Linked DNA regions of Mus musculus: all the other regions are linked to region 1. Evidence: chromatin loops called from intact Hi-C (ENCODE). Cell type or tissue: gastrocnemius. All regions are shown on one strand. Region 1 holds the start of Gnptab (N-acetylglucosamine-1-phosphate transferase, alpha and beta subunits). Region 2 holds the start of Utp20 (UTP20 small subunit processome component). Region 3 has its middle 14 kb from the start of Spic.

Region 1 (8,000 bases):
TGGGTTCAACTGTATTCCTATTTTATCAGAATTCCCAGGGGATTTCTAACTAGTACTTGGCTTGACTTGTAAGGGAAAATGAATTATTTAGTAGATCCCACCCTTGATTCCATTTTTCCTCAAACTCTGGACAAGTGTTTAAACAACTTATTAAAAAGCAAGAACCTAGGGCGGAGGAGATAGATTAACTAGTACAGTGCTGACCTAACGTGCATAGAGCCCGGGGTTAGATTCCCCAGGACTGGGCAGAGTGGTCTTAAACTTTAATAGCTCAATAACAAAATTACAATTCTATAGTTTATAACTATAATCCTAGCATTAGGGAGGTTGAAGCAGAAGGGTCAGAAAGAATTTCAAGGTCATCCTCAAGTACAAATGGAGTTGGAGGCTAGCCTGGGGTACAAGTAACCTTGTCTCAGACTCACACACACACACACACACACACACACACACACACAGAGGTGGGTAGTGGCTGGAGAGATGGGTTTAAGAACATTTATTGCTCTTCTGATAGACTGGAGTTTGGATCCCAGCTCCCATACTGAGAATCCAGCTCAGTAACTCCAGCTCCAGGAGACCTTCACACACACACACACAGACACACAAATAAAAATCTTCAAATCCCCTCTTTACCTCTTACACTAAGGAGGAAAATGAGCTCCCAGTTTACCAATGATCTTCTTAACCATTATATGCATCACAACTAGTTAACAGCCGGGTGCTACCTACACAATCAAAGTCCCAGTTCAAGGAAATATTTCAAAGTGAAGAGGGAGACTAAACAATTGATGGTGATAACATCAACTATTACGGCCTAACGACAGAGTTTGTTATGTGCTATCAATCTTCCTACACTTAATTTCCACTAGCGACCCTGATAAGAAGACAGTTATGCCTTTATTTTAAAGAAGAGGAAGCTGAGAGGGCTCAGATTTCCTCCCAGATGTGATAAGCAAAGCCCGGGGCTGCAGGAGAAACCATCAGGAGCTGGGGTGAAGGGCAATGATGTGGCGGTAAGGGGATGACCTTGAGGGTGAAGGAATCTGCTGCCAACCCAAGTTTGATTCCTGGGAACCACAAGGTGCAGAGAAAGAACCAACAGCACAAAGTGTCACATGTGCACCCACATGTGTGCACATAACATGCATATACGGAAGAAAAGCCTTAAGGGGGGATTATTGGGGGCTGGAGAGATGGCTCAGTGGTTAGGGCTAGAGAGATGGCTCAGTGGTTAGGGGCACTGGCTGCTCTTCCAGAGGTCCTGGGTTAGGCCCCATGTGGCTGCTCACAACTGTCTGTAACTCCAGTCCCAGGGGATCTGACATCCTTACACATATACACACATACAGGCAAAACACTGATCCGCATGTTATATATAAGAGGTGTTACTAAGACGTTGGCATCAAAGCCAAGTTGTCTTAAGCTTGAAGCGCATGTCTGCTGTGAATTAGCCATGTTAATTTATGCAAACACCTCAGCTGCATAACCTGTGAGGCAGGTAAAATAATACTGTCCAGATGCGAGGGCTGGGTGAAGACTAAATTAGTGTATGAAGCAGTTAGAGAACACCTAGTAAGGACTATGCTTGCTATTATCATGGTTAGCATTAACTGGAGCCATTGGTCACATCCAGATTAGCTCTCCCTAGCCCCTCCCCCATCACAGGCCAGCTACCCCCACCTCTCCTGCTACCCGGTGACACTCTTAACTCTTATTTCTCTCATTTCAGCTAAACTTTTTGATCTGTGTCTATGAGCCAGGCCTCATGGCATACACCTTGAATCCCAGCACTCCAGAGGCAGAAGCAGGAGGATCTGAGTGCAAGGCCAGCCTGGTCTATATAGGAAGTTCAAGCCCAGCCTGGGCGACGTGGTAAGACCCTGTCTCAAACTCTTCAAGGCTGTAACAAATGCATTTCACGCCATGGTCAGTAAACAGCCCACTTAAAATGAACCAGGTTAAAACCATAAACCAACAACCCTAGCACTCAGAAGGGCTGATAACGGAAGACTGTGAACTTCAGGCTAGCCTGGGCAACTTAGTAAGGCTCTTTCTCAGAAATGAAAGCCATTCAAAAGCAGTCAGACACTAACTATGCGAAAACATATCAAGTTACAACACATGAAACGTAGACGGACCAGGAGGTGGTGGAAAACTAAAACACTCCACAATTGGAAGTGGGCGACAGTCTCATTCTCACCTGTAAAATTACTTTTTTCTAGTCCCTACAACCACTAAAAACACACTTAGAACCCGGCCATATCGCTCAGCCAATCACTAAGCAGACGCTTAGTATGCACACACTGGCACTGCCTGGCACTGGGCTTGGGCTAGGGTTACAGCATTTAAAGTGACACCAGTTTCTCCACCGAGCTTACAGTCCGGTGTAGGTGCTGAGCGCACACATACGTATTGTGCCGTTTTATAAGAGCATTCTGTTAATTATAAAACCCTTTTAACCTCTTACTAAAATATAAGCAAATAAATAAAACAGGGAGACCATTCCAAACTCTTTGAAAGCGCATGTTTTCTTCCTGTCTCCAGGGGCAGTGTTCTGTTGAATGGCACACTTGTGCCCATTCATTTCTGACCTGCTCATACCCCTTTGCACACTTAAGATGGCGAAGACTGTACTAGACTACCCAAGAATCAAATAACTGAAATTTAAACTGAAGAGTAATGGCAGTCCCCAGAACGTTCAAGGTATGTCTCCAAAGGAGCATAAAATTCATTTAACCTGGCTGCTCACACCTCCCAAACCGGTTGTCTGTGCTCTTTGAAGAGTTTACAGTCTAATCAAACTGCTTCACTGCACATCAATTAAACGCAGTTCTCAGTCCAAGAAGGACCAGCGACTTGATCTAAAAAGTATTAGCATAGCCCATGACGCAAGGGTGGGTCTGTGCTGGCTCTCAAGAGGTCCGGGGCTGGAGTCCAAGATCCGCAGGCAGTCCTAGTCACCTGACAAGGGCCCTACTCTGAGATAAGCACTTGGTGCTTCCCATCAGCGTGTGCATTCTCACTAGTAAGGCCTCCAACCCGCTGGCATGCAGCTGTACAAAACAGCAGAGCCATTATGAAAAAGGAAAAAAGTTAATTTAAAAAAATCTCCCTTTCACTCTGCAAAATTCACATGCAAAACGGCGCAAAATTCACATGCAAAACGGCGCAAAATTCACATGCAAAGCCGCGCATGCCTCTAAGACAAAGTCTGCGATCCAGAAGAAACAGAAGATAAGGTGTTTTGTCAACGGTGAAGGACTAGTAGGGTGGCACCGCAGGACTGGATCCTACGGAGAGCCAGGGAATGAAGGATCACTACAGAAAAATACAAACCCTAGGAGAGAGTTTCACCAGCGCAAGGCCTTAGAGCCAAAATCAAATGGCCAGAGGACTCTTGGGGACACCCTGCAGAAGGAAGGGGATCCATGCGCACGCTGAAGCACGCGAGGCCCGGACGTCCAGTCCAGCTGCTGCAGGCGAGCCGGGGAGAGGATGCACGCTCAGCGCCTGGGACTAGTGGGCCGTGTGCTGGTCCCCAGGCTGCAGGGAAGATGGGGAGGCAGAAGGGAGATTCGGGGTGCCGGCACCGCGGGGCTCAATCGGGGAATGCTGCGCACGCGGCTCCGGGGCTCGGGCTCCGCTACTCACCTCTCCGAACTGGAAAGCCGAGACGATGGTGACAACGACGCCCACGAAGCAGACGTAGAGCCCATACCTGTGGGATAGGCAGGTATAGGTCTGTCTCTGCAGGAGCTTAAGCAGCATCACCCCGGCCCCGCCACCCCACGCCAGGAGGAGCCCGCGCCGCGCCACCGCCTCAGCGAGCCGCCATTCAGGGGCCCCCGGACGCGCCGCCGCGCTTAGCTCACAGCCCCCGGCTGCCGCACATTGTCGCTCCGGCGACCGACGGCCCGCTGGGCTCCACGCCGCGGCCGCCGCTTCCGGGAGCCCGGAGCCCACGCCCTCGGCGCGGCGGAGGCGGACCCAGGGCCCGCAAGGCGCCCGGCGCCACCCGGGGTTGGCCTCGGAGAGGCGGCGGCGAGTCGCCAGCGCCACCTAGAGGGCGGAGGGGCAAGGGCAGGCGCGCGCCCTCCCATCTGCGCGTGCGCCGTGGGCCCTGCCCTTTGGGCCCTCTGCCTTCTGCACGGTGGGACCCACCCAACCAACAGGTAAGCGACCCGGGCTGTCCCCTGCAGTGTGCCAATGGGCAATCCTGATGAACCAAAAAAACACAGCTCCTGCCTCAAGTTTATCTTCGAAAGAAAATTTGAAAGATCGTGGCTAGGGAATGCATATTCGGCTTGTCCCAAATGACATAATCTACTCTAGACGTTCGTACACGAGGTTTAATTGGTTTTGGAAAAACAAAAGTCACTAATCGGGCATTTATCAAAAAAAATTTTTTGAGGTCACAGGTAGGCTGATTGTGGCAAAGCAGGGAAAACTAACGGATTTAGTTACTATCTGAAGCCTTAGCTTTTGATAGGTAATCAATCTGCTTATAAGTTTGTGTATGCAGGGGAACTCGCACGCGTGCGCGTGTGTGTGAGTGCGTGTGCGTGTGCGTGTGTGTGTGTGTGTGTGTGTGTGTGTGTGTGTGTGAGTGTATGGTGAGGGTCACTTGTTTCTGTCCTTCCATGCTGCGGGTTCAAGGAACTGAAGTCAGGCTTGGCATCACCTTAACCTGCTGAGCCATTTCAGAAACCCTTTCAAATACAACTGGGTAGTATAGCTATTGAATTGGCATTGTTAATTATAAAAAATTTTAAAAAGGAACTGGAGTGTTATAGAGAACTAACTAAGTTTTCGGGTCAAATTCACTTGGAGAATTGTTTGGGCCTACCTGGGTCTTTTTGTGTGGGGGTGGGGTGGGAGTGGGGAATTACCCTCATTACACGGCATACTCTCAAATGCAGTGTCTACCACAGTGCATACCTGTTGAGCACTTGGGACGTTGAGGCAAGAAGGTTATGAGTTCAAAGCCAACCTGGTCTTGGTAGTGAGACCTTGTCAATAAACAAAAGAAAATTAAAATGAAACCCCTCACTTTCCTACTTTGTTTCATTCGTCTAGTCCTCAACTTATCCTCTTTCTTCTGAAGCTTTCGTTGGTTTTGTTGGTTGGTTTGGGAATTATTAGGTTTTGTTTTGCTTGGTGGGGGGAGGGTGGGAAGGGGAGGGGACAGGAGTGGGGGAAGCTGGGACAGAACGGTGTGGAGGATTTTGAAACAGTGTCTCAAGAAGCCCCGGCTGGGTTCTAACTCCCAATGTAGCCAGGCAAGCCTTGAACTCTTCCCTCCCTCCCTTCCACCTGGGATTACAGGGCGGCACTACCCACCTCTTTTATCAGGCGTTCCAGTTGAATGCTTTGTGCCCTTTATCTTTGTAATCTCCATTAGTCTTATTCTTGGTTTGTCCTGATGTTCTTGACTGTGTTTCTCAAACTTGATACTTAGTTTATTCCCTCCTCCCCCCAGTATGTTTTCTAGTGCCAAGTTGACAGAACCCTGGGCCTGCTGCCTTTTTTCTTTTTTGGTTTTTTGAGACAGGATTTCTCTGTATAGCCCTGGAACTCACTCTGTAGACCAGGCTAGCCTCGAACTCAGAAATTCGCCTGCCTCTGCCTCCCAAGTGCTGGGATTAAAGGCATGTACCATCACGCCCGGCTGCTGCCTTGTTTCTTATAAACCTCAAAAGTTCAGATTTCCCACTAAGCACCGATTTTTATTGCCTCCCATTGAGATGCTTCTCACTGAGAGTGGAGGGAGGTGTTGAAGCTTCAGGTGTCAGGTTGGGGGCACCCTGTGTCTGTGTCTCCAACGGGAAGGATGGGGAAAGAGGTCAGCAAACCACGCCAAGATGGCAAGGACGTACTAAGACTGTTTTCTGGGGCTGGAGAGATGGCTCAGTGGTTAAGAGCACTGACCTCTCTACCAGAGGTTCTGAATTCAATTCCCAACAACCACATGGAAATTCACAACCATCTTTAATGGGATCTGATACACTCTTCTGGTGTGTGTCTGAAGACAGCTATAGTGTACTCATATAAATAAAATAAATAAATCAGAGAGAGAGAGAGAGAGAGAGAGAGAGAGAGAGATCTCCACGTAGATCACTGCGTCCATTTTCACATATTTGCACATGCGGCTGGAGAAATATGAAGCAAAAGCCACGCACTAGATTCCCAAGGAAGCAACAGCCTGTTCCTGCAATATGCCTCTACTGCCCCCTACTGGCCAATCTTAATATCACACCCACGGCAAAAGCGATGACTCTTAACACAGGGCTGGTTTTCAGAGGTACAAATTTGGAGCTGAACGTCATCAACCGACTCCTGGCACAACACTGAAGGCCGTTCTGTTCTATTCACTCAGAACTTGCTTCAACCAACAGTACCGCGTTTTCCCTCTACTCTCATGCCGTAATCAACACAAAAGCCTCGTGAGCTCAAAATAAGCATAGTAGCAGACCCCAAGCGTTCAGTGCCGAACACTGGGCCCTCTATTTAGATGCCAATCAAGGCCCCAGGTTTCTCAGCGCTAATGGACACAATACACACTGGAGTTCCTACAGTCCCTGCAACCCCTATCTCATCAGGCGCTTGAGTAACTTTCTTACATTGTTGCCTTGTTATAGCGAGTGTTACAAAGGCTACAAATTAGCCAAGTGTGCCTGATAGAGTTTGTCTACTAGACGTAGGCAATAGTCACCTGGGAAGAGACCATCAATTGAGAAAATGCTTCCATCGGATTGGCTTGTGTGCAAGGCGCTTTCTTGATAATAATGGGTGTGGGAGGGCCCCGAACGCTCTGGGCAGGATCATTCAGAGCAGATGGACCCATTCTGTAAAAGAAAGCAAGCAGGACAAGCCAGGCAACAAGCTGAACAAGCCAGGCAGCAAGGCAATAATTTGAGTTCCTCCAGGTTCCTAGCTTGAGTTCCGGCTGTGGCTACCATGGCTGACTGACTATAATCTGTAAGGTGAATAAGCCCATCCCCCACCCCCTACAATGCTTATCGTAGTGTTCATCATAACAACAGAGATGTAAGCTAAGGTACTGGGCAGGGTGGATTATGCCTGCACAGTCTCAGCGCTCAGGAGGCAGAGGCAGAGAGTCACAGATTTGAGGCTACCCTAGCTGGGTATCGAGACCTGGCATCTCAGAGAACGGTCTGTGGAAGAGAGTGTTTGCCAATCATGTGCAGGCTCTGAGTTTGATTCCCCCACCATCAGAAAGAAAAGAAGAATAAAAATGAAGAGTCGGAAAGGGGAAGGGATCTGTAGGTCTCGTGCCCTCTTAGGGTGCACCAACTCTTAGGAACCAGAATATGTCCCACTACCCAGAAACTCTCTGACTGATCCCTTTGGGATTTTGTAGAGACTTCATCACTCGGACATGATTCCTTCTAGACTGGGTGGGGAACCAATTTGTTCAGACGCCCCTTCCTCTCTAGGTAGCCTCTCTTCCTTCGGATAATGGGCAGTGCCACAGTGGATGAGGACAGTCTGTGATCTAGTGTTAGAAAGCATAGGTGAGAGAATTTATTTTTCATTTGTTGATTTATTGATTGGTTGGGGGAAAAAAAAAAAAAAAACAACTGTAGCCCAGGCTAGCACTTGTAGTCCAGGTTAGTTCCGAACTTATGTATAGCGATCCTTTTGCGTCAGCTTCTGGAACTTCGAAATCACACGTAAGTGATTCCACCCTTTCAGAGACATTTTCTTTAGGTCGGTGGTATTAATTGAACAAAATGCCCCTACAAGAACAATTCAAAGGAGGGAAAGTTTCTTTGCCCTCGGGATTTCAGAGACATTTCAGTCTGCCACGGTGCTCAGGAACGTGAGGCAGCAGCTTTCCCATGGTACCCAACCAGGAAGCAGAAAGCACACTGGAACCTTAGGGGGTGTGTGGTGGGGGAGCGAGGAGGGAGCACAACCTTCGAAGGCCCACCCCTAGTGGCCTACTTAGGCAGGCAGGCCTTAATTCCTATCACTCT
Region 2 (8,000 bases), 450 kb before region 1:
GAGGATTGTAAGTCTGAGGCCATTCTGCACCACATACACAGACCCTGACTTACTTAGGGTTTTACTGCTGTGAACAGACACCATGACCAAGGTAAGTCTTATAAAAACAACATTTAATTGGGGCTGGCTTACAGGTTCAGAGGTTCAGTCCATTATCATCAAGGTGGGAGCATGGCAGTTTCCAGGCCGGCATGGCACAGGCAGAGCTGAGAGTTCTATGTCTTCATCCAAAGGTTGCCAGTGGAAGACACCCAGGCAACTAGGGTGAGGATCTTATACCCACACCCACATTGACACACCCATTCCAACAAGGCCACACCTTCAGATGGTGCCACTCCCTGGTCCAAGGATATACAAACCATCACAGACCCTGTCAGGAAAAGAAAAAGAAAAAGATGTACAAAGAAAAACAGTGGGTCATTTATAATCTGGCTTAAACAGTGAGAATAGTCGAGGGTCATATTGCTAGTACAGTGTTTTTTTTTTCTGAGTTACATGAAGCACTGTGATCTTTTTTGAAAGGATGCTGGCCATGTATACAGGTGGCCATGAGGGTGCAGGTTTAAGGTTTAAGGAAGTTGTTTAAATTCAAGTGCTCATAGAACCGATGGAAAGGCAAATTTCAGGCACTTTGACTAGCTTTCAGTTGCACTGCTTCAAAGCAGTGAGTCCTCCAGTTTTGGATCTTAGTTAATTCCAAATGTAGTCAGGAAGAATAGCAATCACAGTGTGCAAGCATGAAGACTGGAGTTCGGATTCCCCAGCATCCACATAGATGCCAGACAGACATAGCAGTCTGCCTGTAATTTAACACCCAGAAGGCAGAGATGGGGATTCCCCAGAGCAAGTTGACTACTACACTAGCTGAATCAGTGAGCTATAGTTTCACCTGAGAGACCCTGTCGCAAAGTGATCATAAACACACACTTCATCAACCTCTGGATTCCACACTCATGTATATACATGTCTACATGCACCACACACACACACACACACATGCTTATATACGCCCATATATAGACACACACATATACATACACACACACACACACACACACACACATATATATATATATATATATATATGCAAAAATGTAGCTGCCCATATAGCTGACATTCTTTCCCCCAAGAGGCTTGATCTATGCCCTTGAGTCTGTTGAGCTCTGACTGTCATGGAGTTGGAGGGGAGGGAATGAAGCAATGTACCATCTAGGGTCAGTTCATAAAAGGCCATGGAGCTTCTGCCTTCCTTGCTGAGAACATTAGTGTAGAAATGATGCCCATATTGATCAGAAAAAGGAAGTGATTGGAAAGAATTTGTCTAAGTTGTAAGTGATAGAAGCCCAGTTCAGACTTGTTTGAGCATATTGGCTTACAATACTAAAGAGTTCATGGACAGATGCAGAAAGAGCTAGGTGCTGAAAATCTGGAACTTGATCTGCTCCTCTTTGGGTACTGCACTCATCTGAAATCATCCACTCCTTCTCTTGCTGGTTGTCCCTGTATGGTATAAGATGGCTACCAGAAATCTCAATTTTATAACCAACTATATTTATTAGTCTCCAAGTAGAAACAGCCTTGTTTCCCAATAATTCAACTAGCAAGTTCTAGGATCTAGGAACAACTTTCACTGAACTAATTGAACACACACAGAGAGACACAAACACAAACAAGAAGACACACACACAAACATACACACATAGAAAGACACACACATAGTACATGTATAAATATATACACAGGCACACACACACACCAATACACATACAGGCGCGCGCGCGCACACACACACACACACACACACACACACACACGGATCTAAGCCATGTATGGAACCCTGGAGACAGGATAACCCTGTTGTCATTGTAACTTCATGAATTGAGAATAAACAAACAGGGGTGGGCATCCAAAAAGAAAACAGAAAATAGAGATTGTCTAACCCAATACAGGCAAACTAGGTGAAAACCACACAGGTGTATTGTATTATTCCATATTCTTAATGAACTCAAGCTAAACAGTAAAATGATGACTGCTCAGCCTTGTTTCTTCCACACAGATAAGTAGTTTAAGGACAAAGATTTAATTATATCTCCCAATCACATTAAGTGGATAATAAGACCAAGAGGCTATAGACATCACAGGAAGGGCTTGCAACAATCTAAGGAGTAAATGGATCTCTGGATTTGATCTCAAAGACTCTTGAGCTGTGCCCACAATGGCCTGAATCACAAAACTTTTTCCCAAATCCTCTGGTAGCATAGTGCATAGACTAAGAGTACAAATCCTGACATTGCCTGCAACTGTTGGGTACTCTGACTTCCTTATGGGGTTAGCTAGTCTCTGCCAAGTTACCCAGTCTGTCTCTTAGCTTCCTCATTGGTAAATGAAGATAATAGAACTACCTGGTAGGAAGAGTAAATGAGTCATCATATGGGAAACACTTGCAACAGTGCTTGGGGCAGCATGAGAGCTATACAGTGCCAACCATTTATCACTTGGGAAGATGAGTATTGTGCCAGGGCCTTTGAAGCCTGAGTAAGAAGCTCTGGCATTGGCAAGCAAAAGCACATGACCTTGGCAAAATTGCTTAATTTCTCTGGGACTATTTCATTTCTTTCTGTATGATAGGAAGGCAATTATATCTTTCTGCTTACCTCACAGGGCTGTCATAAACACCAGAGAGGTAATGGATGCGGGATTATTTCAGACATTCAAAGTCTATTATGAATAAGGAACCTTACTAGTGTTATTTCCGTTTGGATTGTTTGACTTGTATATAATTGGGGCAGTTTTACACCTTACTCTTTAACACAGAGAATCATGAGGAAGGGAGCTGGGTGGTGATTGGTGGTGCACACTTCTGATCCCAGCACTGAGTAGCAGAGACAGGGGGCTCTTTGAGTTTGAAACCCACTTGGGCTACAGTGAAAGGATGGCCAAGGCTATACAAAAAAACTTTGTCTCAAAACAAAACAAAACAAAACTCATGGGGACAGAAAATATAAAATGATGATGGATTGGCCAACCAAACCCAGTTCAAAAGTCATGGGAACTGTTTCATGATTTGAAGAAATACCCAGAACTCCCATGGATTAAAATGGATTACAATGGGAAAGGTAATAAATGGAGGCAAAGATATCTTGATTCACTGTATTCTACCCATGATGGGCTCTGACTACTCACAAGCCAGGCTAGGATGAAATCTTATCTCAAGGACTTTGCACTTGGACCTTCCTCCATCAATTTTTGTGCAAATAACTCCATGGCTCATCGACTGTACACACACACTCTCTCTATATATATGATTAAGAGCTGTAGGATCTAGCTTAGTGGTAGAGCTGCTTCCTGGCATTCGTGAAGAGCCAGATTTTATTTTCTAGTACTAAACTAAAACCTGGACCTCGGAGTCTGCGTGTGAATGAAGATCGTCACTTACAAGATGCCCAACTTTGGTTTCCTTGCATGCCAAGGGGGCTTAAAAAAAACAAACAAACATACACTTCACGTTTTGAGTTTATAACCAGCATTACTGTATTATGGGTGGAAACAGCTTTTGATGGTGCACGGTATGTATCGAGCAGCAGTTAATGCTAGGTTGTGACGGTTATGCTTTCTTTCTATAATAAAACCCTTTTATCCTTTTTATTAAAAATTTTCATACAATATATTTTGATCGTGTTTTTCCCTTTCCCAACTCCTCTCAGATTCTCCCAACCCATTCAACTGTACATTCTTCTCTCTTAAAAAAGAAAGAAAGAAAGAAAGAAAGAAAGAAAGAAAGAAAGAAAGAAAGGAAGGAAGGAAGGACGCTGGGCAGTGGTGGCATAAGCCTTTAATCCCAGCACTTGGGAGGTAGAGGTAGGCGGATTTCTGAGTTCGAGGCCGGCCTGGTCTACACAGTGAGTTCCAGGACAGCCAGGATTAGAGAAACCCTGTCTTGAAAAAACAAAACACCAAACCAAACCAAACCCCACCATCACCACCAATCTACAAAAACGAAAATCAAGACCAACAGGCAAATGACAAATATGACAAACAATGTCCAAAACAAAACAAAACGTCCACAAAAATACCACTGAGTTTGTTTTGTGTTGGCCAACTTCTCATGTAGCAAAAACTGTACATCCGCAAACTGCACGACTGACAATCAGGAAGAGCACGCATGCTCGGCCCGCCTCTTCCGCCCACATGACCCACACATCCTGGCTTTCCAACATGGCGGCGCCCAGCGGCACTAACTACACGTGAGGAAAAGCAGGCACCGGAGCATTGGAGAGTACCGCGTGGGAGTAACTTTCTCCTCCGCAGTGCCCGCGGATCCCTTCCTGTCGTCCTGAGACCCTCGCGGGCCGCTGTCCCGCCGCAGCCATGAAGCCAAAGCCACTTTCGCACAAGACCGAGAACACATACCGGGTGAGCGCGGGAGTTTGGGCCCGGAGCCGCGGTTCGCCCTGCCTCTGCCTGACCAGCTGATCGCCTTAACCCCAGGGCCTGCAAGTCCGGGCAGAGCCGGAATCGCTTGCCCGGGGCTCTGGCGAAAATGGGAGACTATGCCAGTATAAAAAAAAAAAAAAAACATTAGTTCGCAGGGGAGTGAGGAAACTTGAATTCCAGAGTCCGCCTTTTAGCGGTGAGATCTGGCCTGTCTGGGCAACTCCCTTCACTCCAGGCTCAAATTGATTGGCCCAGGGGATCGTCTGCAACCGAGTCCCCCTTCTAACTTTAAAGACTGAACAGAGGAGGGTAGAGCGAGCTGGCAAGTGGCGAATGACTTCTGCTGGCTACTGTTGTACTTTATAATGCCTTTCCAAGCCCTTTTGTAACTGAGTCTGTCTGTTTTTAAAAAATATACCTGTTCCCACAACTTAGCGAGATCCCTGTGCTTTCGGTGTGGTGTGAAAGCGTTCGTCCAGGTTCCAGTCTGTGTGGAAATTGTATTTGATAAAACATAATGTAGGAGGTAGATCGGTTGGTGGAGTGTTTGAATAACATTCAGGGAGCCCTAGGTTGGATCCCCATTAAAAACAACAACAGTTACAACAAAAACAGGTGTGATGGCTAAATGCCTGTTACCCCAGACCTGGGGATGTAGAAGCAAGAGGGTCTGAACTTAAATTTTAAGGTCATCGTTGGCTACATAGCCTGTTCCAAGGGTACTTAAGTTAAAAGAAAAAAGAAATACAGATGAAGTAAGTTATGCAAAAAGTACAAGTATTTATTATCTTCAAGTAGTAACTGCTTTTGTTTAGAGTTCTTACATTTACCTTTTGTGTTTCATAAGTAATAGCTGCTCTTATTTTAAAAAGTTACATATTTTATGACCAATAGAAACCACGGGTCTGAAATGATACGCTAAGGGTACTGTTGTTTGTGGTGATGGTCCAGAGGTTGCTCACTGAAGCTCTAAAACGTTCTGTGTTCAGAATTTGATGTGATTATGGTGTAGTTTTACTCCAGCAGATATCAAAACCTGATAAGCATTGAATGCTAATATGTCTTAAATATGCTTTTTCTCTGCAGTTTCTTACATTTGCAGAGAGACTGGGGAATGTGAACATTGATATTATTCACCGTATCGACAGAACTGCAAGCTATGACGAGGTAAGAGGGAGTTTTAAATTTCTCTCACCAATGTAAGTAAGCTGTTTTTCAAGCCATTTGTAATGTACATGCAGTGATTTAGACCTGTGTTGTCTAATTAAAAAACCACACACAGCAAATATGTTCATTCACTTTAAACCTAAATCCCTCAATAGCTATATGCAGCTAGCTGGAATCATTCGAGAGGAGTACCATACCAGATGGTGCATGTTCATCCTGGCCTTGTTCAGTCGGATGATGCCGTGTTGAACTTGACTTGGCTTGACTTGATTCTCAATTGGGTTTTGTTACTGGAAACTCTTCTTTTCTCATGTCCATTGCGAGTGGGTCTACAGACCTGTACTTTTTGGCAGCTCCGATTTTAAAGTGATTTTAGTGAAATCACTTTCCTGGTGTTTAGTTCCTTCCTCTCGAAGATACTAAACTGCACTTTTTTCTGGTTCTAACCACATACCTGCCATCTTCTGTGAAGAAGGGTTTTCCTTTTTGCTGCACCAAGCCCTTAGTGCTTCTGCTAGCCTTTCTTAAAAGCCTTAACCCTAACCTCAGTCTTGTTAGCGTTGACACCTTTAACTTGGGGTTTCAACCTCAGCTCTTCATCTGTTACTGAGCAGATTCTGTACCGAGTCTTTGCCAGCATTGTCTTCTACCACGTTAGCATGTTGAATGATAACATCTAGACCAGCATAAAAGGCTTTGAGAACTCAGTGAAAGGAGCCTTCTGAGAGTGTCAGAAAGGATGTCAGAAGATGATTTTTAAGATGGGACCTGAATTGAGTTTTGCTGTAGGTTTTAGCATGGCAAGAGGACAAGAGTGGCTTTTCCAGGCCAAGGGAAAAGTCTGCACAAAATAGCCGAAGCTCGGGAATGTGTGTCCCATTTAAAGCACTACAAAACTGTTCAGTCTTATAGATGTGTCTAGGGTGCACACGAGTGGGGTGCCTGGAACAGCAGAGGAGGGTAGCTGGAGACATAGGAAAGATCTTCAATAGTTTTATGTGCTGAGACATTTGGATTTTATCCTAAAGCCATAGGATTCTGTTCCTGAACTGTAAGCAGGGGAGTAAGTGACATGATCAAGCTTAAGATTTTTAGCCTGTCTGTCTTTAACGTGAAGGAAAGAGCAGGATGTAAACTAGCAGAGAAGATCTGATGTCTGTATGAGAAATGATTAGGATAGTGGTAACCAAATCAGAAGGGACGTTTCGGGGACATTACATTCAAGAGCGGGAACTGACCTACTGAATATGTGGAGAGGAACAGAAGGTAGGTTAAGGTTTTTGGTTACAATAGCCGGATGGTTGAAGAGACCACTCAACAATCTGGGAAGGGATTCCGGGTGAGGATGAAGAAGGAAGATTACAAATTCTGGGCCAGCCAGGACTACAGAGCAAGACTCTGCCATTCACGTGTGCATATACACTCTCTAGAGATAGGATAGGCACTGAGTGCTAATAAGAGAGAGCATGCAGCTCTTCCGAGGAAGATAATTGGTTGCACTTGGAACTTGCTCAGTGTGATGTGTAGTACCTGTGACCCATGCAAATTACAGTGTCCATGGGATATTTGAGAGAAAGGGACAGTTCCAGAAAGCACAGTTAATCTTAACTACTACTAGGCCACCAAGGGAAACACAGAAACACATTTGACTAGCAGAGTGTGGTGGTCACACATTTAATCCCATATTCAGCACCTAGAAAGCAGATCTCTGTGAGTAGGAGGCCAGCCATGCTACATGGTGAGACCCTGTCTCTAAACCTTAGTGAATCTAGAGCACAGGTGAATGCGGAGGCGCAGTTACAGACTTGAGTTCAGCAGGTGGTCTTAGCGTAAGCTACAGGACAGGTCAAAAGCACCAAGCAATAAAATGTTAAAGATGAGAGTGCACAATTTAAAAAAAAAAAAAAAACATACGGGAGTGGGTACTGGCATCTTTTCGTAAGAAATTTCCTTACATAAATTCTTAGGCTGAATCATCCAAAATGGCTTCAGTTACACATCTTACAGTGGGGGCTGTTGGTCTCCATTCTTGTTGTTTTAGTTAGAATTCTATTGCTATGATCAAGACTACAACTAAAAACAAGGGGAGGAACTCTCGGGGCAGGAACCTGGAGACTAGAACTGAAGCCGAGGCCATGGAGGAGTTCTGTGTACTGGCTTGCTCTCCACGGCTTGCTCTGTTTACTTTTGTATGCCACCTAGAACCTTCCAGGGGTGGCATGGTCCCCAGTGGACTGAGCCCTCTCACATGTACATATTTCATGTATGTGGATACACTGTCACTGTCTGCAAACACACCAAAAGGTGGCATCGGATGCCCATTACAAATGGTTCTGAGCCACCATGTGGTTGCTGGGAATTAAACTCAGGACCTCTGGAAGAGCAATCAGTGCTCTTAA
Region 3 (8,000 bases), 290 kb before region 1:
AACACACTGTGTGTGTGTGTGTGTGTGTGCACTTGAGGACCCAACATTTATTTATCTATATATTTAATTCTACTTACTTCTGGGGTATGTTCAGCTTCTGCATGCCCCGAATCTAGTCTAGCAGGCCAGAGATGAAGGCCTCAGTGGGTTTGTAACAGTCAACTAACAGCTCCTTGACTCTAGCAGCCGCAAGTCCAAGAGTTCATTCACATCTATCTCAAACTCTGGGATCTCCTCCTGGCAGACTTAGATTCAACTATTCTAAAATCCACTCCTCCAGATTGAGGCGCTTCCATAGCTGCTTGGGGTCCTCCTTGATGGTGATCTTCCCTTGACTTCTCATCCATACCCCCTGGACTGTTCCGTGCAGGCCACAGGGGGGACTCTGGAAGTAGACTCCAGGCCCCATGCTACCACTGCCTGGCCCAGGGTCCAGGGCAGCCATGCTGGGCCAGTACAGTATGGTACGTCAAGGTGGCCTCCAAGGTCAGGTGAGTGCTTGGGCCCTGTAGTATGCACAGGCCCCGGGTCCTGGACGCCCAGCTGGCTGGCTCCAGGCAACTGGGTCCAGTTACCCAGCAGGCTCCTCTCTGTGCAACTCTGCAGCAAGGCTGAGAGCATGGGCGCCGAGGGGCTGCAGCATGTGGAACCCGGCCCCAAAATTTATTTTGTATTAGTTTTAACTAGTCTTGAAGAACAGGGAACTTAGATGCTGTTGACACTAATTAGTACAGACATGGAAAAAAGTAGGAATTTTCCTCAAAACTAAAAAATAGACCACTATAGATGATCCAGCAATCCTGCTCTTGGGTATGTTTCCAAAGGAGCTGAAATCCATATGCCAAAGAGATGTCTGCCTTCCCATTTGCGATGGCATATACATGTATAAACATGCACACATAGTAGAATACTAGTCAGCGTTAAGACAGAACAGACATGCATGCAGAGAAGGAACTGTTAGGGTAGAGAAGGAGCAAGAGTAGGCAGGAGGAGAAACGGAAGGCTATGGTAAGTATAACCAGTAATAACCAATTGTTTTGTTGAGACAGGGTCTCTCTACGTAACCTGGTTGTCCCTGCACTCACTAGACAGACCGGAATCCTCCTGCCTTTGCCTTCCAAAAAGCTGGGATTTAGGGCGTGCACCACCACACCCAAAAGTAATGGTTAATGTTGTCATGTTGATTTAATCTGGAATCCACTAGGTATGCCCAGAGGGTATTTCTAGTGGGGGTGGGGGGGGTGAATTAACTGGGTGGGGCAGGGCGGGGCAGGTAGGTGTGAAGATCCTCACCCAGATGGATATCTGAAGAGACAGCAGTGCTTCTTTGCTTGGCGTACTTGATGGAGCATAGGCATCCTCCCCTGTCTCCACGACCACTGCAGCCATTGCCCAGATCCCAGTATCTCAATGTGGGCTGGAGACAAGGCTCTTGGACTGGAAAGCTGCTGCTTCTTAGCCTCTGGGCCGCATGCAGACAGCCACTCTTGAGCTACTCAATTCATATCAGGTAAGCCAGTCTAATAAATTGCTTTAGAAGGTGTACTTATCAGGTCTGCTTTTCTACAATGCTTAATACTCTTGTCTGTAAAAATGCAGTAATGAAGCCCATGGTTTTGTGCAATTAATGCATGCCAATAAAATATTGCAACATGGGCAAACCTTAGAAAACTGTTTGGTTTAAGTTTGGGTTTTTTGTTTGATTGTTTTTCAAGACAGATTTTTTTTTTTTTTCTGTGTAGCCTTGGCTGTCCTGGATTTTAAAAAAAAAATCTGTTTTTGAGGCGATGTCAGTTCTAGGCCAGGGGGAGGCCTAGAACTGTGTAGACCTGGCTGTCTTCAAGCACACAGGAAAGAACATGCTTGTGCCTTCCCAGTGCCTGGAGTAAAGGCATGGGACACCATGTGAGTCAAATGTTAGGCTCAGGAAGTAGATGAAATATGTCACTTTAATAAAACCTAAAACATTGAATCCTAGCAGTAGAGGAGAATGGGGTCCCCAGGGGCCTTAAATACGGTTTGGCTAGGTGCAGGCTAACAAGTGGAGTTGCAATTAGACAAGTCCTGATGTTCTAGTCCACAGTAAGGTGACAGTTAATGGTGACATTTTATATGTCAGATGGCTCAGCTCTTCCTGAGGAACCAAGAGTTTGTTTCTCATTTGGCCGTGGTAGCCATCTTCCAGTAACTCACCAAAATGACCTACACAAAGGGAAAAAGGAGAGGCACTCAGTATACGTTCTCTAGGCCTTTTAGGAACCATGACGTTGTTCCTTTGGTTACTTGCAAATCTACAAGAAGGGTGATCTCACAGACATCAAGGGAATGCACACTGTTCAAAAAAAAAAAAGAATGCCCCAAAGTGTCACCGCAGCAAAACCGGAAGAGTCTACAGTGTCACCCAGCATGCTGTGTGATGTGTTAGAATGGCAGGTCTCGTCTCAACAGCACACTAGGCCAAGACAGTTCCACGTAGAAGAGGTTTTATTGGGAGAGAAAGACAAGGTGGCGGCAGAAAGAGAACAACGGGGAAAGAGAGGGAGGGAGAGGCTCTCCCATTATTTTAATGGAAAAGGAAGTAAGGCAGGTAAAGGTGGGAGGTGAGCCCGATGGATTCTGGGAATATGGCGGCCGTTGTCTGGACAACCGGTCTGTAGGTCGCGCTGTCGCTTATGTGATGTCACAGGTTTGGGAGGTCCTGATGCCAACACTGTGAGCATCACTGTGAACAATCAAGTTAAGGGCAAGATTCTGGCCAAGGGACCAATGTGCGGACTGAGCGCATCAAGCTCTGGAAGAGCAGAGGCAGCTTCCTGAAGCTGGTGAAGGAGAAAGATCAGAAGAACAAGGAAGCCAAGGGCACCTGGGTACAGCTGAGGCGCCAGGCTGCACCACCCAGAGAAGCACACTTTGTGAGGACTAACGGAAAAGAGCCTGAGCTGTTGGAGCCCATTCCATACGAATTCATGGCCTAATGTTTAAAAAAAAGAAATAAAGGACCCGGACTGAAAAAAAAAGAATGCACCCACACATCTCACACCTGCCTGTAACTTCATCTGCAGGGGATTAGACACTCTCTTCTGGCTTCCGTCGACATGCACACACAGGGCATACACTCACAAAGACATACGTGCACATACACAAACATAATAATAAACCTTGAAAATAGAAATACTTTGTCTGTTTCAGAATAGATATTTTAAACGTTCTTAAAACAAAGGACGGTACTTGACACAATGGGAATATGATAATTACCCCCAAACTGGCCACTCCAAGATGGTTAGACACATCAAACATAAATCTCACAGACAGGCAATAATTAAGTGTGCATGCACCCACGTTATCCTGGCTGTCCTTTGCCTGTGTTTTCTCTATGCTTCCAATCATGGGCTGTGATGCCAGGAAATAGTGATCTAAGGAAAATGGCACTGTGATAATAACCTTCTGAAGACCCCAACTACCATAAATCATTTTGCAGTTCAATCTCCCAGGTTTAAGTGTGTAGTGAGGGGTCATTGTTTCCTATACTACAACTCAGCCACATGGAGGCACTGCTGCCCCACTCTCTCTCTTTAGCCCACTGCTAATGAAGTCTTGTTTTATGTTTTAATCTCTCGAGCTGATAAAAGATTAGAGATCAGCAAACAATACATTGAGGGAGGAATCTGAATATGGGCAATTAGAAAAGAAAGCTATGACTTATTTTCCACATGGTCTAAGGAACCCTGGAAGGAAATGATGTACCTCTTACCACCATTTGGCTTCATAATTCATCTGTGTTATCACAAAGAAGGGATGTTTTCTAACCTGCCTGAACCATCTTCAGATAGGGTTATAGAGCAGTGGTCTTCACTCTTCCTAATGCTTCAACCCTTTAATACAGTTGTGATGACCCCAACCATAAAATTATGTCCTTGCTACTTCATCACTGTTATGGATTGAAATGTAGACATTAGATATGCAGGATATCTGATATGTGACTGCAAGGGTCATGACCCAAAGATTGAGAATCATTGTTACAGTGCACCTAAGGTGTGTGTGTGTGTGTGTGTGTGTGTGTGTATGTGTGTTTGTGCCCATGTGACCATAAGAACAGTTTCCAGAATCTCCTAGAATATCTCAAGCCTCAGAGTACAAACACGATAGGAACTCCTTCTGAAGAAGGGAAAGGTCACTCTCCCAGAAAGGAGCAGGAAAGAACACCTGCTTAAAACAGATATTGCCCGAAAGGAGAAAGTGCAGATGTCAGGGAGGAATCAGAACACCATGGTCCAGCCTTTGTCTGTCTGATATATTCACATGCATTTCAAAACTGTTCATGCTTATGTGGAAGTTAGTCACACAACCCAAGGGGCAGCACTTGAAACTCCCACTGAGCTACTATATCCAATCACCGGGAGTTCCGGAACGATCATTGGTCTCCTTTGTTCATTGCTGCATTTGCTCATGACTGCCCTGTGATGGACCACGATATAGAGTCTAATTTGGAAAAGACAAGAGCCACAAATAAGCTCTAGTCCCTTGAGTGTAGCATCTGTCTAAATGTAGGAATGGTGAGATTCCTGCCTGGGAGAGGACTGAGCCCTTGGCTGGCCATGTTTATTGTCTTTCCTCAATATCCTCTGTTGTTATTGTTGAGATGGTGTGATGGTTTGTATATGCTTGGCCCAGGGAGTGGCACTACTAGAAGGTGTGGCCCTGTTCAAGTAGGTGTGACCTTTTTGAAGTAGGCGTGGCGCTGTGGGTGTGGATTTTGAGACCCTTATCCTAGCTGCCTGGAGACCAGTATTCTTCTAGCAGTCTTCAAATGAAAATGTAGAATTCTCAGCTCCTCCTGCACCATGCCTGCCTGGATGCTGCCATGTTCCTTGATGATAGTGGACTGAATCTCTGACCCTGTAAGCCAACCCCAATTAAATGTTGCCCTTTATAAGACTTGCCTTGGTCATGGTGTCTGTTCACCGCAGTAAAACCCTAACTAAGACAAAAGGGTTCTCATTGAACCCAGGTTAGGCTCAAACTCCCTGTGTAGTAGAGATTGGTCTTGACCTCCTGATCTTGCCTCCACCTCCCAAATACTGGGATCATAGGCCTTTTCCATTATACAGGTAGTTTGAATAAAAATGACCCCCATGGACTCATAGATAGTGGAAGTATGACCTCGATGGAGGAAGTGTGTCACTGGGGGGTGGGCTTTGATGTTTCAAGTGCTCAAGCCAGGCCTATGTCACTCCCTCTTGTTGCTGCCTGCCAATCCAGATGTAGAACTCTCAGCTACCTCTCCAGCACCAAGTCTGCCTGCATGCCACCCTGCTTCCCACCATGATGACAATGGACTAAACTCTGAACCTGTAAGCCAGGCCCAATTAAATGTTTTCCTTTATAAGAATTACTGTGGTCATGGTATCTCTTCACAGCAATATAAATCCTAACTGAGATACCTTCCCACTTTGACTTGAACTCTTCTTCCTAGCAAGGCCTGCTACGTTTATTTTTAATGACCCACTGAGCTTAGTTTGGGTTGCTTGCATAAACATGGGTCTGGGTTATTTCCTGGACAATGGACAACTTATGAATGGCTGCAATACTGAAGAAAAATGGCAGTCTCCACAAAACATGAACTACCAAATAGCTCCTCATCAAGGGGACGCAGCCTCATCAGCCCCTTCTCCATCCAAGCTGGAATGCTGAAGGACTCAGCCTTGTACAGATTGTCTCCACTGCCATGACCACATGGGTAACAACATCCATGTCATCTCCAAACGATGGAATTTCACAGAACACTTCCTCATCCTCTGGTGTGAGAGAGAGAGAGAGAGAGACTGAGAGAGACTGAGAGAGACTGAGAGAGAGACTTATAAACAGACATTCTGCTTAGGGATGTTCACTCAAGGGTCACTTAACTCTCAGCACTTTGCTCACTCTTTTTTTTTTTCTCTGTATAACCCTGGCTGTCCTGGAACTCACTCTGTAGACCAGGCTGGCCTCAAACTTAGAAATCTGCCTGCCTCTGCCTCCCAAGTGCTGTCTTAAGTCTCTGCAGTAACTGCTGTTTGTAGTGGGTTTGACCTAGTGCTGCTGGTATTATAATGTTAATTTTGGTTCCCCCAATCTACTTATATGAGTGTCTGCATGTAAGACTCTGAGGGAGCCTGCCTCAGTTCTGATTGGTAAATAAAGATGCCATAAAGGCAGCTAATGGTTGGACATGGCAGACAGAGGCCAGACTTTTAGGATTCCACGGCTTGGAACAGAAAGGAAGGAGGAAGAGGAGGCCAGCCATGCCAGGGAAGGTAGAGGAGAGGAGAGATGCTGTCCCAACCCTGGGGACAGTCTAACAGGGACTTGAGGGGCACCTGGAAGAGAATGGGGGAAAAAGAAACACAAAGAATGGACAGCAAGACAAGAGGTTCTGTTCAAGCTGACAAATTTTTATTTTTCCCACACAGGCCATATACTCATAGGAGCAGGAAGCGGGGGTAGAGGGGGGGGGTCGCTTTGTCTCCGGGTTATGCACCTGTTCCTAGGAACAGGATATTGACTGGGTAAACAGATCAGCAGGAAGATCAGAACAGGTTGGGTTATTAGGCACCTATCCACAGTTTTATAACTATTAGTTCTCCGCTGACTTCAAGATCTATGTAAAGTAGCCAGGAGAGTGTGGCCCAGTTAGCCAGCCCTCTCAGTCCAGGGCAGCCAAGGTAGAATATAGAATTTAGTAAGTAATAACTTGGGATTAACCACGTGGAGGTTAGGAAATGGCCTAGCTGTTGCACTGTTTAAGGAATATCAAAATATAAAGGTTGTGTGGGTGTCTTTCATTTGGGAACATTAAGCATTGAGGTAGCAAATCTACCACTGGGATTTGTATATAAAAATTATTACTACAGCTGTTCACTGCGAGAAGAAGCTTTACCGAAATAAGGTTGAGAGCAGCACTAATCTATAGGTATAAAAATAATTAGTGCCATGTATGGTGGCACATGCCTTTAATCTCAGCATTCAGGAGGCAGAGGTAGGAAAGTGCAGATACATAGCAAGTTCTGGGTCACACACTTTTGATTCCACCATTTGGGAGGCAGAGGCAAGAGGAACTCTAAGTTTGAGGCCAGTCTGATCTACATATTGAATCCCAGGACTACACAGAGAAACCCTGTCTCTAAAAATCATAAAAATGAACAAAACAGAACAAAAATTTAGAGGGTGGTATGGCATGTCCACTTAGCAAAACAACAATAGTAGGTTTTCTATTGGTAAATAAGAAACCTATTTCCTATGGCCTGTTAACTTCCCAAGCCATGGACTTTTGATCAGGTTTACAGTATCAGGCATGAATCTCTTCTTGTGGAATAGAACTCAAATTTACTCAGAAAGCAGTTGGTTGTCTCTAGGGCAGCCATGCCACTATTGAACCAGTGTCTGAAAAGTCAGTATTTTAGAATGGAGGGTCCAGTTAGGGTAAGACAGTTACTGATTTTTCTCTCCTAGCAATCTGCACGGTACTTTTGGCACTATGAAAGTTAACCAGCTGTGAAGACATTCCCAGCTCAGTTCTAGCATGATTTCTCTGTCCTGCACCCACCTGCAACTGTAGCATCTTCAGTAGTAGTCTTATCATTCTGGTAAGCACCCAAGAGCAATGGCACGAGCCTATATTGATTGGGTGTGGGGGTGAGCTTCTTTACCAACAACTCATAGTATGATAGCCTAGATTTGATACTGGGATCTTTGTCTAATAACCTATGGCTTCTGTGAGCAGCACAATCTTAACCAAGGATTCTTCTGTTCAAGAGGCTTTCTGGGTCTAGATTATGTCACTCAGTATAATATTTTCCAGTTCCATTCATTTTCCTAATTTCACTTTTTTTTTTTTTTTTTTTTTTTTTTTTTTTTTTTTTTTGGTTTTTCGAGACAGGGTTTCTCTGTATAGCCCTGGCTGTCCTGGAACTCACTTTGTAGACCAGACTGGCCTTGAACTCAGAAATCTGCCTGCTGCAGCT

The links. Peaks named below come from ENCODE experiments on the same cell type or tissue, not always from the same donor. Only the 100,000 strongest peaks of a DNase experiment are listed, where the experiment ranks them.
Region 2: a loop joins it to region 1, with 3 times the contacts of the local background. A loop is called at or near these places in 2 of 42 quality-filtered maps.
Region 3: a loop joins it to region 1, with 4 times the contacts of the local background. A loop is called at or near these places in 16 of 42 quality-filtered maps.

Annotation. Positions count from the first base shown.
Region 1 is chr10:88,375,187-88,383,186 of GRCm38, reverse strand. It overlaps Gnptab (N-acetylglucosamine-1-phosphate transferase, alpha and beta subunits), which reads right to left and starts at 3,919. Exons shown (of 21, transcript NM_001004164.3): 1 at 3,652-3,919. The coding sequence starts at 3,768. It overlaps Gm40733 (predicted gene, 40733), which reads left to right and starts at 4,123. Exons shown (of 5, transcript NR_168608.1): 1 at 4,123-4,172. In gastrocnemius, CTCF peaks have their summits at 2,548, 4,080 (motif pointing left) and 6,239 (motif pointing left); DNase peaks (open chromatin) are centred at 2,933, 4,056, 6,239, 7,924 and 1 more place; H3K4me3 peaks cover 3,554 bases; H3K27ac peaks cover 4,823 bases.
Region 2 is chr10:88,823,019-88,831,018 of GRCm38, reverse strand. Utp20 (UTP20 small subunit processome component) reads left to right here and starts at 4,205. Exons shown (of 62, transcript NM_175158.3): 1 at 4,205-4,413; 2 at 5,521-5,601. The coding sequence starts at 4,369. In gastrocnemius, no CTCF peak of the experiment used is centred here; DNase peaks (open chromatin) are centred at 3,901 and 4,228; H3K4me3 peaks cover 1,753 bases; H3K27ac peaks cover 1,104 bases.
Region 3 is chr10:88,665,467-88,673,466 of GRCm38, reverse strand. It overlaps the pseudogene Gm29807. Among named protein-coding and RNA genes, the nearest start is that of Spic, 14 kb to the left of the region's middle. In gastrocnemius, a CTCF peak has its summit at 3,542; a DNase peak (open chromatin) is centred at 3,554.